Linked DNA regions of Homo sapiens: region 1 is linked to region 2. A link is an interaction called in ENCODE POLR2A ChIA-PET data of the cell type or tissue named here. Cell type or tissue: MCF 10A. All regions are shown on one strand.

Region 1 (8,000 bases), 110 kb after region 2:
TCGATTCCATGGACTCTATAGTATCTAATAAGATGAGGATGCATTTGGCCAGTTAGGCTTGACGTGGTATAGCTTATGCTGAACTCCTGGAGTGGAAGTAAAATATCCTCTAGTCTTTCTCAACATGTGTCTGTGTCTTTGTCTGTGTGTGTCATATTGCAAATATTTATTTTGGAAAGAATTGTTCCATTTCTCTTTCCCTGCTCCTAAAATAAATAAATATAGAAACAGACACATCACCTTTGAAGTAAAAAGTAAATAATGAACTGGAAAAATATTTGAAATTTATAAGAGGAGAAATAGTTACATACATAATACATAAAAAACGTGTAATTAACCAGAAAAATTGTGATAAATAAATGTTCAAAATATATGTATATGTAAATTGCAAATGGACAAATGCCAAGACCCATAAGAATGTTTTCAGTGTTTATTCCTCACTAGTAATCTAAATATATAAACTTAGAGATTAAAATATATTCATCCATTATATTAGCAAATTTGCTGTTGTCTTTTTTCTCTGATGATAGTATACTGTGTAAGCTGTCTCCATTTTTGATAGGACTGTAACTTGGAACAATCTTTCTGAAAAGTCATTTGTTAATACAGATCAATGATCTTTGAAATGTATATCCCATTTGACCCAGTTTCCTCTTTCGCAAAAGCCTATTCTACCATCAAGAAGTGCTTTGCAGCATTGTTTGAATGTTAATTTTTTTTATTGATGTGAAATTCACATAACATAAAATTAATCATTTTAGACCAGGCACGGTAGCTCACGCCTGTAATCCCAGCACTTTGGGAGGCTGAGGTGGGCAGATCACCTGAGGTCAGGAGTTTGAGGCCAGCCTGACCAACATGGTAAAACTAAAAATACAAAATACTCTACTAAAAATACAAAAATAAGTCAGGCGTGGTGGTGGGTGCCTGTAATCCCAGCTACTTGGGAGGCTGAGGCAGGAGAATCACTTGAACCCGGGATATGGAGGTTGCAGTGAGCCAAGATCGTGCCACCACACTCCAGTCTGGTGACAGAGCGAGACTCCATCTCAAACAAAACAAAACAAAGAAACCAAAAACCAAAAACCTTGAACCCAGGAGGTGGAGGATGCAGTGAGCCGAGATTGAGCCACTGCACTCCAGCCTGGACGACAGAGTGAGACTCTGTCTCAAAAAAAAAAAAAAATCATTTAAAAGTAAACAATTCAGTGGTGCTTAATACATTAACAGCATTTTGCAACTGCTACCTCTATCTTCTTCCAAAACATTTTCATCACCCCTGGAAAACTAACCATTAAGCATTCACTGCTTATTCCCTCCTCTCCCCAGCTCTTGACAGCCACCTGTATGTATATGTTTAACCAGACTAGGCTTTTTTTTTTCTTTTCTTAATTATTCTGCTCCACCAGGAGGGTAGTATATGTTGAGTACATTTGTATTTGTAATTCTTAGGACTTTTAGGTTGCAAGTGGCAGAAACCCATGCCAAAGAGGATTTAATGACATACGTAACTAAACAGTCTAAGGGAGCGTTTGGCTTTAGAGATGACTGTCCACAGGGATGTATGTGGTCAGGGTACTTACCCAGTCTCATATCCACTCTCTTTTCCCACCTCCCAACTTGGTGGAAAATTGTCTCTACCTTTGGTTCCGTGTTTTTTGTTTTCTGTGCTTCTGCTTCATTCTCAGGCCAACTCTGCCAGGTACAGGTGTGGTGGTCTCTAGCATTGCCAGCCTGACATGTCCTGGCAGCTAGTAACCCTTGAGAGGAGTGTGGCCACTCCCCTAGGGCCTGTACCCATTCCTGTACCAATCGCTGGGTGAGGGAGATGGGGTACTGTGATTGGTCAGCCTGGATCACTTGTCCTGTTCCTAGAGATAGAACCTCATTCTGGCTCCTGTCTTTCCGAGAAAGTAGAGGAAAGGCATTCTGGCACATTACCTCCCACAACAGAACTGCTTATAGCTCTGCCCACGCCCATTTGTACCACATGACATTCATTGACTTTTGTGCTAATAATCATAAAACATTGAGCAAACCTTAGATGACATTCTGTAAATTCTATTTAAGATTATGGGAGTCATATTTGAGGATTATTTTTCTATTTTTTTAATTAAAAAATTTTTTTTGAGATGGAGGTCTCACTCTGTCACCCAGGCTGGAGTGCAGTGGTGTGATCACAGCTCACTGCAGCCTTGCTCTCCCAGGCTCAAGTGAGAGGATTATTTTTCTAGTTTGATGGAAGTAAAGCGTTGCCCTTTTAACAAATGGGATTGACCACTCTTTAAGTCTACATAGCTTAGACTGTTTCCACTGTTTTTAAAGTCATTCCACATATAGTGACTGAGTGTCTGCTATTTGCAGATGAAGCCCTAGCACTTATGGGACTTTCATTCTATTAGGGTGGATGGACAATAAATAACAGGCTGGGTGCAGTGGCTCATGCCTGTAATCCTAGTACTTTGTGAGGCCCAGGCAGGTGGATTGCTTGAGGCCAGGAGTTCAAGACCAACCTGGCCAACACAGTGAGACCCCATCTCTAAAAATCAAGAACAAAAAAACCAAATAATAAATATATGATACAATTTCAGGTAATGATGATAGAAAAATTAAGCTTGATAAGGGTATGTGTATGCTTATTTAGATATTGGGGTGAGGGAAGGCCTCTCTGAAGGGAGGTTTGGACTGAGACCTGGGTTAAGCAAGGGAGCAGCTTTGTGATTATTTTTGGGGAATAGTGTTCTAAGCAGAAGGAACAGTAAGTACCAGGATCTGAGTCATAAATAGACTGGAAATCTCATGGAAGTCAATAGGGGTGGAGGGGTGGAGGATAGAAGGAACTGGGAAAGGAGCGGGGGTGGGAGAGGGGAAATAGGGATAAGATGGTGTGGAACTTTGGCATCCCAGTAAGGACTTGGGATGTTACTCTAAGTAAGATAAGATGGGGCACTCCAGTGAAGCAAAGAGCAGAGGAGTGATCTGAACTGACCTTTAGGTGTAAAGGAATCAATGTGGTTCCCTCATAGAGACTACACTTGCTTGGTTAGCTTGCCAGAGATAGGTTTTCTGACCACAAGCTTTGTAACAAAGCTTTCTTTGGCTTACTTTATAAAAGGTCAGATCTTTGGCCCAAAAACCGACCAGTGACTGGAGGCAGACAAGAGAAGAGGGAAGAGAGAGAAAGAAGTGCCAGAGAAGAGGAATGAGTGGCTGTGGAATCTGTAGCAAGCAAAGGTGTTAAGGAAGATGGGGACAGGCAGCCTGTGTCCCTCCTTACTGCAGCAGCGAGTAGTGATGAGAAGACAGGACGGAAACACTTTGTGGCCAGTGGGACAGGAAAGCTGGAGTACATTGGGCCATGTAATGGGCCCACACAGCGGCCTGAGCTTGTAACAATATGGAGACGGGCTTGCTGTTATCCCCAAATCTACTGACAGGCAGAGAGCAGGCATATTAAAAAGTGCCCTTGATGCTGACAAAAAAAAAATGGAGATCTGTCAGTGGCTGGAGAAGAATGAGACCAGAAAAATGTTGATGGGTCAGTACAACAACAATTTAATATGAATGGTTGCAAAGGCAGCAAACACTGCAGATTGGCTCCACATCAGATATCCACCCAAATTAGGACCCCAGTTGTGCTTTATGTTGGTCTTTTCTCAATGGAAAGACCTGAGGGAATCTTAATCTTTGGCTCAGTGTTAATTGCAAAGATGTAATTCTATGAACCAGTGTTGCTAACTGAACCTTATGTCTTACTCAGAAAGGTGGCTGTGGTGTTTCAAAATATGACAGTATTAGGTTAGCTACATACAGGAGGACAATCATTTGTATTCTTCCAGAGACATCATTTCTGAGCATAAACCAGGTCTTTAGCACTTTTATAGTGTGCTATGAAGAAGCTTCTGTTCTGTCAGTTGACAGTCAGTCAGCGTCAGGTTTAAGCACAACAAGGAAAGGTTGACTCATATGGACTAAGGCTCCCAGGTCTTGGGAATGGGTCTCATTGTGACTGGAAATTTCATCACATCTTTGCATTCAAAAGTGTCAAACATTTGCTCATGCCTACTCAGTGCTAGCTGCTGAATGGCTGGACAGAGAAATGTCTTTCTGCCCAGTTCTATTATTTTTTATCCTTTTCAGTGAATGATGTCTAGAGAAACACAAAAACAGCAAAGCTTCTCCAGATAACTAGGTCATTCTAAGGCATTATGTACCATGTATGTGCTGTTACAGAAGGAGTAATTTAAAAGTTGGATAGAGAAAATTTAAGTCATTTGCTGTTTTTTACAACATTTTAGAATTGGTAAAGATACTCTTTTATATATTGTTTGGGTCTTAAGATTTCTTCAAAGTTGAAAAGTAAGACAGGTTTGGAAAAAAGTATGGCCTGGTGTCATGATTGATGAGTTTTTTGCAGTAAATATTCAGGCTTTGAAAAAAATCCCTTTCTCGAACGCCCTGGAAGTACCCCCCAAAACAGCTTTATAGCTTTTTCTGGTTCTACAATTTTACATACTCATTATAAACATTTGGATAATATGAATATATGAAAAATAATTTAGGTATCAAGGGGTTCTCAAATTCTGCAGTCCCCTGCCAAGCATTACTGAAATCCCGGTGAACGTGCTTTCCAGGCTGGCTCTTGCTTGGGTGCATTCCTTTCTCTCTCTCTTCCCTGCACCTGCCTCGCTTACACACACAAACACGGTTTTACATGAATAGTCATCTGCATGGTCTAACACTGTGTTTTTGACTTAAAGCCTTGGATATTTTTCCACATCAGTAAGTGAAGAATTACATAAGACTTCAATGGCTGTAGTGTGTTCCACTGGACTCCTATAACAAAATTCCCTATCACCCATCCTTCAGGTCATGAGTTTCAGGCCTTCACATGCTGTTAGCAGATTGTGTGCCTGTGAGTGACTGCCCAGTGACCAGAAGGGCCTTCGTTTTCTTGTGTTAGGGACACAGCAGAGATGACAATATTGGAGGCTGCTCACAAGCTGGGATAATATGATGATTTCCTGGAGGTAAAGAGGGTTCCTTGGGGAAAGCCACTTCAGTCTTTACTGAGTTAATTTCACAGAAATGCCACCATTTTGAACTGTCTAGGAGGAAGGTCATTCCACCTGCAAACTGGCTCTGGTGTACTTTTTAAACAAACCAACTTCTGGGTGTACTTTTGTATTTAATAACTATTAAGTTCTGTGACTTGTACCATATCTCTCCTGTGTTCTTTTTGTTTTACAGCAAAATAAAACAAAATAGATTTCCAGGCATGCTTCCCTTAACCTCCTCCCTCACTTTTTTTTTTTTAAAGTTACGGTATCTTTTTTGAAATTTTTTCATTTTTTTTGAGACAACGTCTAGCTCTGTTGCCCAGGCTGGAGTGCAGTGGCTCAATCATGGCTCACTGCAACCTCCACATCCCAGGCTCAAGCCATCCTCTCATCTCAGCCTCCCAAGTAGTTGGGACTACAGGCACACGCCACCATGTCCCGCTAACCTTTGTATTTTTTGTAGAGATGGGGTTTCACCATGTTACCTAGGCTGGTCTTGAACTCTGGGCTCAAGTGATCTGCAGGCCTCAGCCTCCCAAAGTACTAGGATTACAGGTGTGAGCCACCGTGCCCGGCCAACTTTCTATTAGTATTACACTTAATTGGGTGAACAGTATGGGAGCCTGACTGTCTGGGTTCGAGTCTTGGCAGTGACCTACCCTTTCTAGTGGGGGTAAGAATGGTACCCACCATCCTGTGGTTGTTGGAGGTTGAGTCAATGTATACAAAGCTGTTTTGTGAGCTGTTATTACTGTTAATCATAATTATTTGACATGAGACATTATTCGACAGCTGTAAACACTCTCCTCATCACTTTCCTGCCTCCTTAGTTAGAGGGGTGGAGGTGACTACAGCTCCTAGGCTGTAGTCATTTTATTTCTGTCTCCAACTTTTCCCCTCAGGAGCGATTTTGATTATAATGTAGGCTAGCTCCAATTCAGATCAAGAAAAGGAGGTCCAAGTGTGCATTGACTTTAAAATGTCTAATGAAACTTGATTCCTGATAGATAAATATATTAAAATGTAATATAACTCACATTTGATTTGGATATCAGTTTCTATAGTGTGTTTTATTATATTGGTATTTGATATCTGTTAAAAACAAAGTTTTAGAATCCTGTATTTGAGAAACGTGTGTCAAAAATGTTAAGTAAAAATAGCTCTACTTTTAAAAACTTTAACACTAAGTATTTGGACTATATCTTTATACAGAATTACTTTTACACAAGGACTATCACTCCTGGATAATGGAGTGTTACTATTTATCTGATTTCTAAGAATTTGATGTTCTACATCTGGTTTACTTTATAGGAATAAAGAAATGAAAACAATATGCTTTCAGAAATGAAGTAGGATTAATATTATAATTTCTGTGATCATTTCAGTTGACACTAGTGTTTGTTTCCTGTTGGAATTGGCAAATTTTATTTCAGCTGTCTGCCTACAAGGATATTTTTGGTTGTAAGTAACAAAAAACTCAAATATAAGCAAGTAATAAGAATTTCTTTCTCCTATAAAAAGAGGTCCCAAGGCAGGGAGGCCCCAGAGTTGGCTAATTCATGAGTTCGGTGATGTTGACAGTCCAGATGCTTTCCACCTCTTGGCTTTGCTATCCTTAGTGTGGCAGGTTTGTCCTCAGGGTGGCAAAATGCCCACAGCCATTGCACCCAGATAGAATGATATCCAAAGGCAGGAAAAAAAGGCACACTTCTTCCTTAAAATCAGTAAAGCTTTTCTCAGCTATCTTCATCAGACTTTCTGTTGTTTTGTATTGATCAGCATTGGGTCACAGGCTTGAGTCACTGGCAAGGAGCATGTTGCCACCATAATTGGCTCAGCAGTATCAGGTCCTCCCTCTGGGGCTGCGAACAGGCCAGGTTCCGAGAGGGGCACTGCTTTGTGGAGGAGGAGATCCCTGAGCAAATGGAGGCTCTATTAGGAAGAGGGAGGGTCTGTTTGTGGTTGGTGGGTGAGGTGAAGGAGCTGGAGAGAAAGCAACAGTGTCTGCTCCAGGCTGCTCTCAGTTTTTAGTTTAAAATACTATGAAGAATGCTTGTGGAAATAAATGGTCAGTTATGATAAATTTTTGAATATATATTTATGGAAAATTTTTTTATAATTTAAACAGGTATGTACAACATGGCTGTAATTGTATGTAAGAAACAAACCTGTCAGTGGAGCTAAAAGATGACTTTGTTTCATTTCCTATGGTCGTAGTCCCTTTGTGTTCCTATAAAGGAATAATGGGTAATTTATAAAGAAAAGAAGTTTATTTGGCTCATGGTTTTGCAGGCTATACAAGAAGCATGGCACCAGCATCTTCCTCTTTTGAGGGCCTTAGGAAGCTTCCATTCATGGTAGAAGGCAAAGGGGAGTGGGCGTCACATGATAAGAGAGAGGAGGTGGTGCCAGCCTCTTTGTAACAATCAGTTTTCATGGGAACTAATAGAGAACTCAGTCATTACTGTAAGGACAGCACCAGGATGTTCATGAGGAATCCACCCCCATGATCCATATGTCTTCCACCAGGCCCCACCTCCAATACTGGGGATCAGATTTCAACAAGAGATTTGGAGGGGACAAATATCCAAACTATATCACTTGGAATAGGAATATACACTTTAGGCCCCACCATACATCCAGAAGTTTTATGTCAGGATTCTAGGCTCCCCTTCCTTCTGATGGACCAGGCTAGTGGTGCTTGGACACAGATTACATGGGTATCTGCTATTGGCCCTGGAGAGAAGTGAAAATTGGCCATTGGATTAGCGGTGTGGAACTCCTTAGCACTGTGTCGGGGAGTGGTGTCAAAGCCTGATTGGACTGGATGCTTTTGTTGGGTGGGTGATTTAAGGTGTTTGTTTTATTATACATCATAAATTATGTATATACAAAACTGGTTTTTTTCACATGGATTAAATATTTAATACAAAATTGTAA
Region 2 (8,000 bases):
GAAAGTATATTACTGCCTCCTTGCTTATCTGCTCTTGTGTTAAGGAAAATTGAGAAAATGAGTTTGGACATTTGAAAATGCAATAAAGTAGCTAGATGCTGGCAACACACAAAAAGGTAGGAGCTATTATCCCAGTATTGGTCACAGCGAATGCACTATTCATTTTAACAGAAAAATTATATGCTGGCTGGGCGTGGTGGCTCACGCTTGTAATCCCAGCACTTTGGGAGGCCGAGGCGGGCGGATCACGAGGTCAGGAGATCGAGACCACGGTGAAACCCCGTCTCTACTGAAAATACAAAAAATTAGTCGGGCGTGGTGGCGAGCGCCTGTAGTCCCAGCTACTCGGAGAGGCTGAGGTAGGAAAATGGCATGAACCTGGAGGCGGAGCTTGCAGTGAGCCGAGATTGCGCCACTGCACTCCAGCCTGGCGACAGAGCCAGACTCTGTCTCAAAAAAAAAAAAAAAAAGAAAAATTGTATGCTAGCGTCTATGAAAACACATGAGTTTAGGTTTTCTTACCAGTTCATGGACGATTTTCAGTGCATTGATAACCATGTATTCTCTTGAGATAAACGTTTTAAAAAATTGAAGCCATTAAAAATATTAAACCTTCCCTTTTTCCTCTCATTATTCCCAAATCTCAATAAACCATTGCTTTGTATAAAGGAAACTCAAAGCAGATAAATGGTGTGTCTCCTAAAACTTTTTCGGATGGAGTGCCAATGTTTTGTGGAAATGGGGTTATAAGTGCCTTGTCTGGGTTTCTCAGTTCTAAGCATCGTCTACTCTCCAAATTGGGGTAATACAATCTGTATCCTTGCAATGAGTTTATGATGTTCATTGTCCTCATTAAACCACTATTACAAAATTATAACTGAGACAGTAAAAGAGACCTGACCTAATCAACAATATCTTGCTTCTAACCTCTAAGCTGCCCTTGTTCATTCCCGGGCATAGGCCAAAATAACTTTGGGAGAAACTTTGTTTACAGTTTATAGTTTAAAACAAAGATGATAACAGCCCTTTCCCCACACAAACCTCCTTCTTTCCTGGAGACTAGACTGCCTTTGTAGGACTAAAAAATTAGCCAAAATATTAGAAATTATGGGTTAGGAGTCATGCAGCTCAAGGCTACAAGATTCTGACCCTCCCCAAATTGCTCCTGAGGATAACCTTGAAGCAGCTACGTTGTCTGGGGTAAATACCCGCGGTTTGTCATCTGGCGCCAAGAAAATTTAGGACACTGACACACACAAAAAGTTTAGGAGCGAAGGTTTAATAGGCAAAAGAAAGAGAAAGAAACAGAGAGGAACATAACTCTCTCTCTAGCAAGAAAGAGGGGACTTCCTAGAGGAAAAGGCAGGCTGGCGGTGGATGTGCTGGATTTTATAGTCAGGCGCCTAATTTACATAAGGCTCACAGATTGATTCCATCAGTTATGACATTTACACAGTATGCGAAGAAGGCTGGCTGCCCCACACTAATCTTATTATGCTAATAAACTTTCTCCTTGGCTGGCACCATCTTGTCTGCTCCTTACTGTACACGTGGCTGACAAAGAGAAGGAAGATGGAGCCACCATCTTGAACATGATTGGCACAAGTGCTGGCATCTGTGTCTGCTCTTTTTGTTGATTTTACAGGCTGTTCTTTGTTAGAAAGGAAAATAATTTGGGGCTGCTTTTCATTAAAAGGAAAACCTTACCAAGGACTTCTGTACCCTCACTTATTTTGCAGACACTGCACTTGGTGGATCAGCAGGCACCATCCAGATCGATAAACTGGCTCATCTGATCTTATGGTCTGCACCCAGGAACTGACTCAGCCCAGGAGGACAGCTTTGATTCCCTATGATTGCATCTCTGACCCAACCAATCAGCACTCCTGACTCACTGGCTCCACCACCCACCAACTTATCCTTAAAAACTCTTATCCCTGAATGCTCAGGGAGACTGATTTGAGTAATAATAAAATTCTGGTCTCCCAAACAGCCGGCTCTGTGTGAATTACTTTTTCTCTATTGCAGTTCTCCTGTCTTGATAAATTGGCTGCCTAGGCAGCTGGCAAGGAGAACCTGTTGGGCAGTTACACTCAACACCGACTCTAGATCTCATAGGTAGTCAGAAGTAGAACCAAAGAGTCTGATATCAGAACTTACATCCTTAAACCTATGCAAAAATGCTGGGTGAAAGAAGCAATAGTTCTGGATGGTACACTTTCTTTGGGAGGAAGTAGAAGATGGATCATTGGAATGTGCCTGTTGGTAAACCTGGATGGGAATTTGGTAGGAGTCCCGATTGGAGAGTAGCTCGAGCTAGGACTGAGAAATAATATGTGATGTAAATGCCAGAAGGGAAGATTGGAGTCAAGTCTGGAGATCCTTCAATGCCAATCATATCCATTAGCAAGTGGGTTAGCACTTTTCATAGAGATCCAAATACTGCAACCTAAATATATTAGGGGGTTATTCTCTTACAGAAAACAAGCCAGGAAGTCAGCCCTCCAGTGCTTTAGGGACCCAGACTCTTGCTGCTTCTCCATCCTCAGGGTCACAGGTTGGCACAGGAGCTCCAGCCATCTTTGAAACTGCCTTTGAAAAATTATAACAGTGAAAAAATTATGACAGTGAAAGATCTGACCTAACCAACCCTCAGCTTGCCTTTAACCTCCAAACTGCCCTTAATCACTCCTGGGCCTGGGCCAAACCAACTTTGGGAGACATTTAATTTATAGTTTAATGATAATAGCCCTTCCCCAAACTAAACTGCCTTTGGGAAGCTAATGAAAGAATCAGATCAGGAGAAAGAGGAGACTGGATTCTGCTAAGGTGTAGACATAAATGATTATCAGCCATTTTTCTGGAGGTCACAAGATTTGCAACTCCCCAATTATTCCTGCAGATAACATCATTATTGTAGAACCTAAGACTGGCCTTTTGGGATATCTTTTTAGTTTTTTTCATTTCTGAGGATGATGGCTCCACCTGAACCTGCCAAACATCCTGTGGCCTCACTCAGAAGAGGACCACTTTCCACACCTCCATTCTCTTGCCTGCCAAACTTTCAGGGAGATTGGTTTGAGTAATAACTCCATCTCCCACATGGCATGGCTGGCCTTTTGTCTTTCTTTATGGCAATGCTGTAGTCTCAGTGAGTTGGTTTTGTCTGTGCCATGGGCAGGACTAACCCATGGGGCAGTTACATCTTGTCTGCATTCTAGGTCCAATTCAGAGAAGGGAAGAGTGAAAAGGTGCTAGGTCATATCCCTCCAGCTGAGTCAGCTCTGCTAAAATAGCTTATTATGGGAGTCCCAGTGACCTTGTCTTGTTAAAAGAGAAAGTTCAGCCGAATTAAATTTAAAGGAGTTTAATTGAGCAATGAATGATTCATGAATCGGGCAGCCCCCAGAATCAGAGCAGATTCAGAGAGACTCCAGGGATGCCTTGTGGTCAGAACACATTTATAGACCAAAAAAGTAAAGTGATGTACAGAAATTGGAAGTGAGGTACAGAACTACTTGGATTGGTTACAACTTGGCGTTTGCCTTATTTCAACACGGTTTGAACACTCAGCAGTGTGTGACTGGTTGAAGTACTGCCTCTGGGATTGGCCAAGACTCATTGATTGTTACAGGTGCATACTCCTAAGTTAGGGTTTCAGCCTTGTCTACCTAGTAAGTTAGGTTGAAGTTCATCCACAAGGACTCAAATATAGAAGTACAGAATTCTTCTCAAGACTTATTTAGTTTGCTTTAATAGTCTACATCTCATAAGTCACCCCTGCCTGCAAGGGAGGCTGGAAAATGTCATCTTTTAACTGAACATTGCTTCCTAGAACAAACTTAGTGTTCTAAGGCAGAAATGAAGAAAGGTTGTTGGATAGGTGATGTCAACTTCTCTAGCCTGAAGAGTGTAGACTATTTTCTTAGGCCATGGGAAGTCGTTGGAGAATTTTGAGGAGAGAGGTGATGGAGTTAAGAAGATGAAATTGACAGAAGTGTGTGAAAGCAAATAGATCAAGCAGAGGACGATGTGCATGGATATGCACAGAAAGTGGAAGAATAGTCCAACCTACTCACAACTATCTGGGAAACAGGCATTTGGATGGCCCAGCTTCAAGAAATACCTTTCCCAAGACAGGTGCGGTGGCTCATGCCCATAATCCCAGCAACTAAGGAGGCAGGAAAATCACTTGAGACCAAGAGTTCAAGAACAGCCTGGGCAACATAATGAGATGCCCATCTCTGCTAAAAATAAACATTTAAAAACTAACCAGGTGTGATGGCATGCACCTGTTGTCCCAGCTATTCAGGAGGCTGAGGCAGGAGGATCACTTGAGCCCAGGAGTTCAAGGCTGCAGTGAGTTATGCTTGTGCCACTGTACTCCAGCCTGGGCAACAGAGCAAGACCTCTTCTCTAAAATAAATAAAATTAAAATTTTTAAAAAGAAATACCTTCTCTGCGGCACTTGAAGTTGCAGGTCTGACAGCTAACTGAATCTTTTTAGATTCAGTATGAAAACTGATGTCAGCTTTCATGCAATTAGCAACTTTATCAAATGCTTTCCTTCTAGAAAGCTGCTCTAAAGCATTTTCTCTCCTGTCCTTTGCATTCATTCCAACATTAATATAACATTTTATAATTGAATAATATTTCAAATCCTTTTAAATTTGAACTATGTACAACTGGGCTGGGAAATGTTGTCATCCTTAGGATGTCAGCACCAACTTACATTGAATTTATAGTCACAATCGAATAGGCATTTATTTTTTTATTTTTCAAAAAGGAGCCTTGCTCTGTCTCCCAGGCTGGAGTGCAGTGGCACGATCTCAGCTCACCGCAACCTCCACCTCCTGGGTTTGAGCAATTCTCTTGCCTCAGCCTCCCAAGTAGCTGAGGCTACAGGTGTGCACCACCACACCTGGGTAATTTTTTGTATTTTTAGTAGAGATGGGGTTTCACCATGTTGGCCAGGCTGGTCTCGAACTCCTGATCTCAAGTGATCTGTCCGCCTCAGCCTCCCAAAGTGCTGAGATCACAAGCATGAGCCACTGCGCCTGGCCTCAAATAGGCATTTATATCAGTGAGATGTTCGTGAGCTTTATAACTCAAAAAACAAAGCCCAAATACACTAAATAAACTCAGCAATAATAAATAAAGAATAAGAGCTAGTGTGCACATAGTGTATAATAATCATGGTAGAATCATTGTTGATCTGATGTGACTTTTGAATATAGTCATTATAATGCTTATGAACTTCTTTTAATGGCTACCTGGATTGGACATACTGGGATTTCTGAGATATTTCAGTGGTTTATGGAGACAAGGGGATGGAATATTTGAAATTAGAATTGTTCTGTAAATGGCATTGACTTCCTGCCTTGGTTATCCACACTATGAATATTAAAAATCACAGGGTTTATATTTGAACTACAAATATTTTCTTTTAAAAAGGGACACATAAGTGGTATGATCTATCTTGTTGTCATCGTCCTAAAAGTTGAAAGACTACTGCTATTGCAAGGAATGGCTTGAGATGGCCAGTTTCCAGGCCACAAAACCCTCTGAAGACTTTCAGGGACCGAGTTACAGAGAAACAGGAACTTCTATGTTAGCTGCTTAGAGAATGCTAAAAAATACATACGTCCATGAGATACCTCCTGTTTCCCACTGACTTGTTCTCTTACCTTAGTAGGACATACTTGCTTTAAAGTCCATAAATATATATTATCTTTTGTGGTTTAAAACTAGTTTTCAGCTAGGCACGGTGGCTCACACCTATAATACTGAGGTGGGAGAATCTCTTGAGTCCACGAGTTTGAGAATAACCTAGGCAATATAGCAAAACCCCATCTCTACAAAAAATACAAATTACCTGGGTATGATGGTATGCACCTGTTGTCTCAGCTACTTTGGAGGCTGTGGCGGGAAAATTACTTGAGCCCAGGAGGTGGAGGCTACAGAACCATGATCACACCACTGCACTCCAGCCTGGGTGGCAAAACAAGACCCTGTCTCAAAACAGGACAAAACAAAACAAAACATAACAACAACAACAACAAAAAACTAGTTCTCTTATGAAAAACTGAGATTCTACTTCTGAAATGCAGATGTTAAAACTGATGCTGTCAGGGCAGGAAGTGTCTCCTTTTGTAGAAGAGTTCCATTTTAAAACAGAATCTCCCATCCCAAAGTCTGCACTACCTGCAGAGGAAGGAAAGCATCACATAGCCATGTAATTCCATGTGACTGTAGAACATTAGCAATTCCATAAGCACCTGTTTTTTAGGAATCACTTGGGAAGTTTCTATCTCTCAATGTGCTATGCAAACCTGTATCCCCTTAATTTTGTCCCTCAATCAAGAATTTACCCTCCAAAGGACATCAAATTTTTTGCTGTCATAGCAACTCTTCCTGGCATCTGAACCCACACCAGCTTATGCAGCCCAACTCTTTGATGGAGTCTAGTGGCTAGTGCATGCAACATCCCATAATGCCAGCAATTGTTCCAGCAGTAGATGCCCCAGCCATTTGGGTCATCTCTTCAGTGGTATGTTTTAAAAATATTCTTGACAGATCTCATCTCCTTTGTACAAAATTGTAAGCAGGAGCTTTTCTTGGTCCACACAGAAGGGTAGGAAGCTACAAAATAGAGATGATTGCAGTTCATTACTTCAAATCATACTGCATTTACTCTGTGGGGAAGAATTTTGGTTTGAGTTGGGCACTTTGGCCTCTTTTTAATTTGCTAATTACCAATATTAAATGCTTCTCTTTGATAGTGAATTTCTGGCAAAGCATCTGTTTTCATTCTGTGAACGATTGAGGATTATAAATTCTGAAATCTCCGTAGATGGGTTAATGATGTGCTAACCACGGTTTCACAGGGAGACAGATGGAGGCAGTTCCACAGCACAAGCAGCTGGCGAGGCGAGGGTCTGGACTGCAGGGCCTGGTCCAGGGGACTTATCAGAAATCACAACAATAAAAACATAGGTCTTCATTGGAGTTTGACAGTGATTGTTATTCTTTCTAACAGAGCGATAACTTGATTTGCCTACAAAAAAGTGCATTGTCAAGAACAAATCTAGCAGAGGTCGGGTGAATATTTGGTGGCCGACTGTCAAGGTCTCCTCTGGCTTCGCTCTGCCCATCCCCCATCACATTTCTGCAAATTCTCCCTGCAGGATGCCTTGTTCTTAAGGAATTCAGGTATCACAGGCGGCATCCTTTAGCTTCCTTGTAATATCAACTGACCCCTCTATAAAGCCACCCCAAAGGGAAACCAGGGTGCTCACCATACATTAGAGAGAGGTAGTTCTAATACAAGTTCCCTAATCTTCCTTCCAACCAGATGGCTGCCCCCCAGACCCCGCCTATATGGAAATTTTGGATCAGTTGCTGTTTAGAGGATTAAGTTTATCCCAAACAGACAGAGAGGCTTCTCCCTACATCACAACAAAGCTGGAGAGGGAACCAGCACAAGGACCAGGCCCCTGCCAGACATCTGGACTGCAGGAAGTCTGCTCCTCTTTGGAAACCCATAGAGAGCCAACCAGCCTTTAAGTGCTTTATGAAGGCGAGAGCTGTTGTGTGGAATGTGAGGAGCAACCCTGTCTGACTCTGCCAAAACACCTAAAGGAAAGGTTTGCCCCTGGCCAGGAGTAGGTACCAGGCAGAGCCATAGTCAGCCTAGCCACACAGCCTCCGGCCTCAGCCTCCAGAGACAGGTACCCAGTGGAATTCCTTGCCAACCCTCGCCGCATTAAGTGGTGATGGGAGATTTGGTTGTCCTACCTGCAGTGCACACTTTGGAGAACAATAGGAGTAAAGTACGCAGGAAGAACCCCAGACCTGGCACATGCTACCTGGGCGCTGATCCTGAGACGGGGTAGGGAGATGATTTGGGCCCCACCCACTTGTCTCTCACTGAGGACGTCTACTACAAGCTGGTGACCGGGAGGCCCCAGGGCTGGAGGGAATCCCAACGAGGCCATCCA

The links. Peaks named below come from ENCODE experiments on the same cell type or tissue, not always from the same donor. Only the 100,000 strongest peaks of a DNase experiment are listed, where the experiment ranks them.
Region 1: POLR2A ChIA-PET joins it to region 2 with 6 read pairs; 2 of 35 experiments call an interaction of 5 or more read pairs at or near these places.

The regions. Positions count from the first base shown.
Region 1 is chr20:20,691,460-20,699,459 of GRCh38, reverse strand. All of the region lies in intron 1 of RALGAPA2 (Ral GTPase activating protein catalytic subunit alpha 2), which reads left to right. Among named protein-coding and RNA genes, the nearest start is that of RALGAPA2, 17 kb to the left of the region's middle. In MCF 10A, no CTCF peak of the experiment used is centred here; DNase peaks (open chromatin) are centred at 129 and 3,989.
Region 2 is chr20:20,805,793-20,813,792 of GRCh38, reverse strand. No RefSeq gene overlaps it. Among named protein-coding and RNA genes, the nearest start is that of RALGAPA2, 97 kb to the right of the region's middle. RefSeq lists an enhancer at 7,702-8,000. In MCF 10A, no CTCF peak of the experiment used is centred here; no DNase peak of the experiment used is centred here.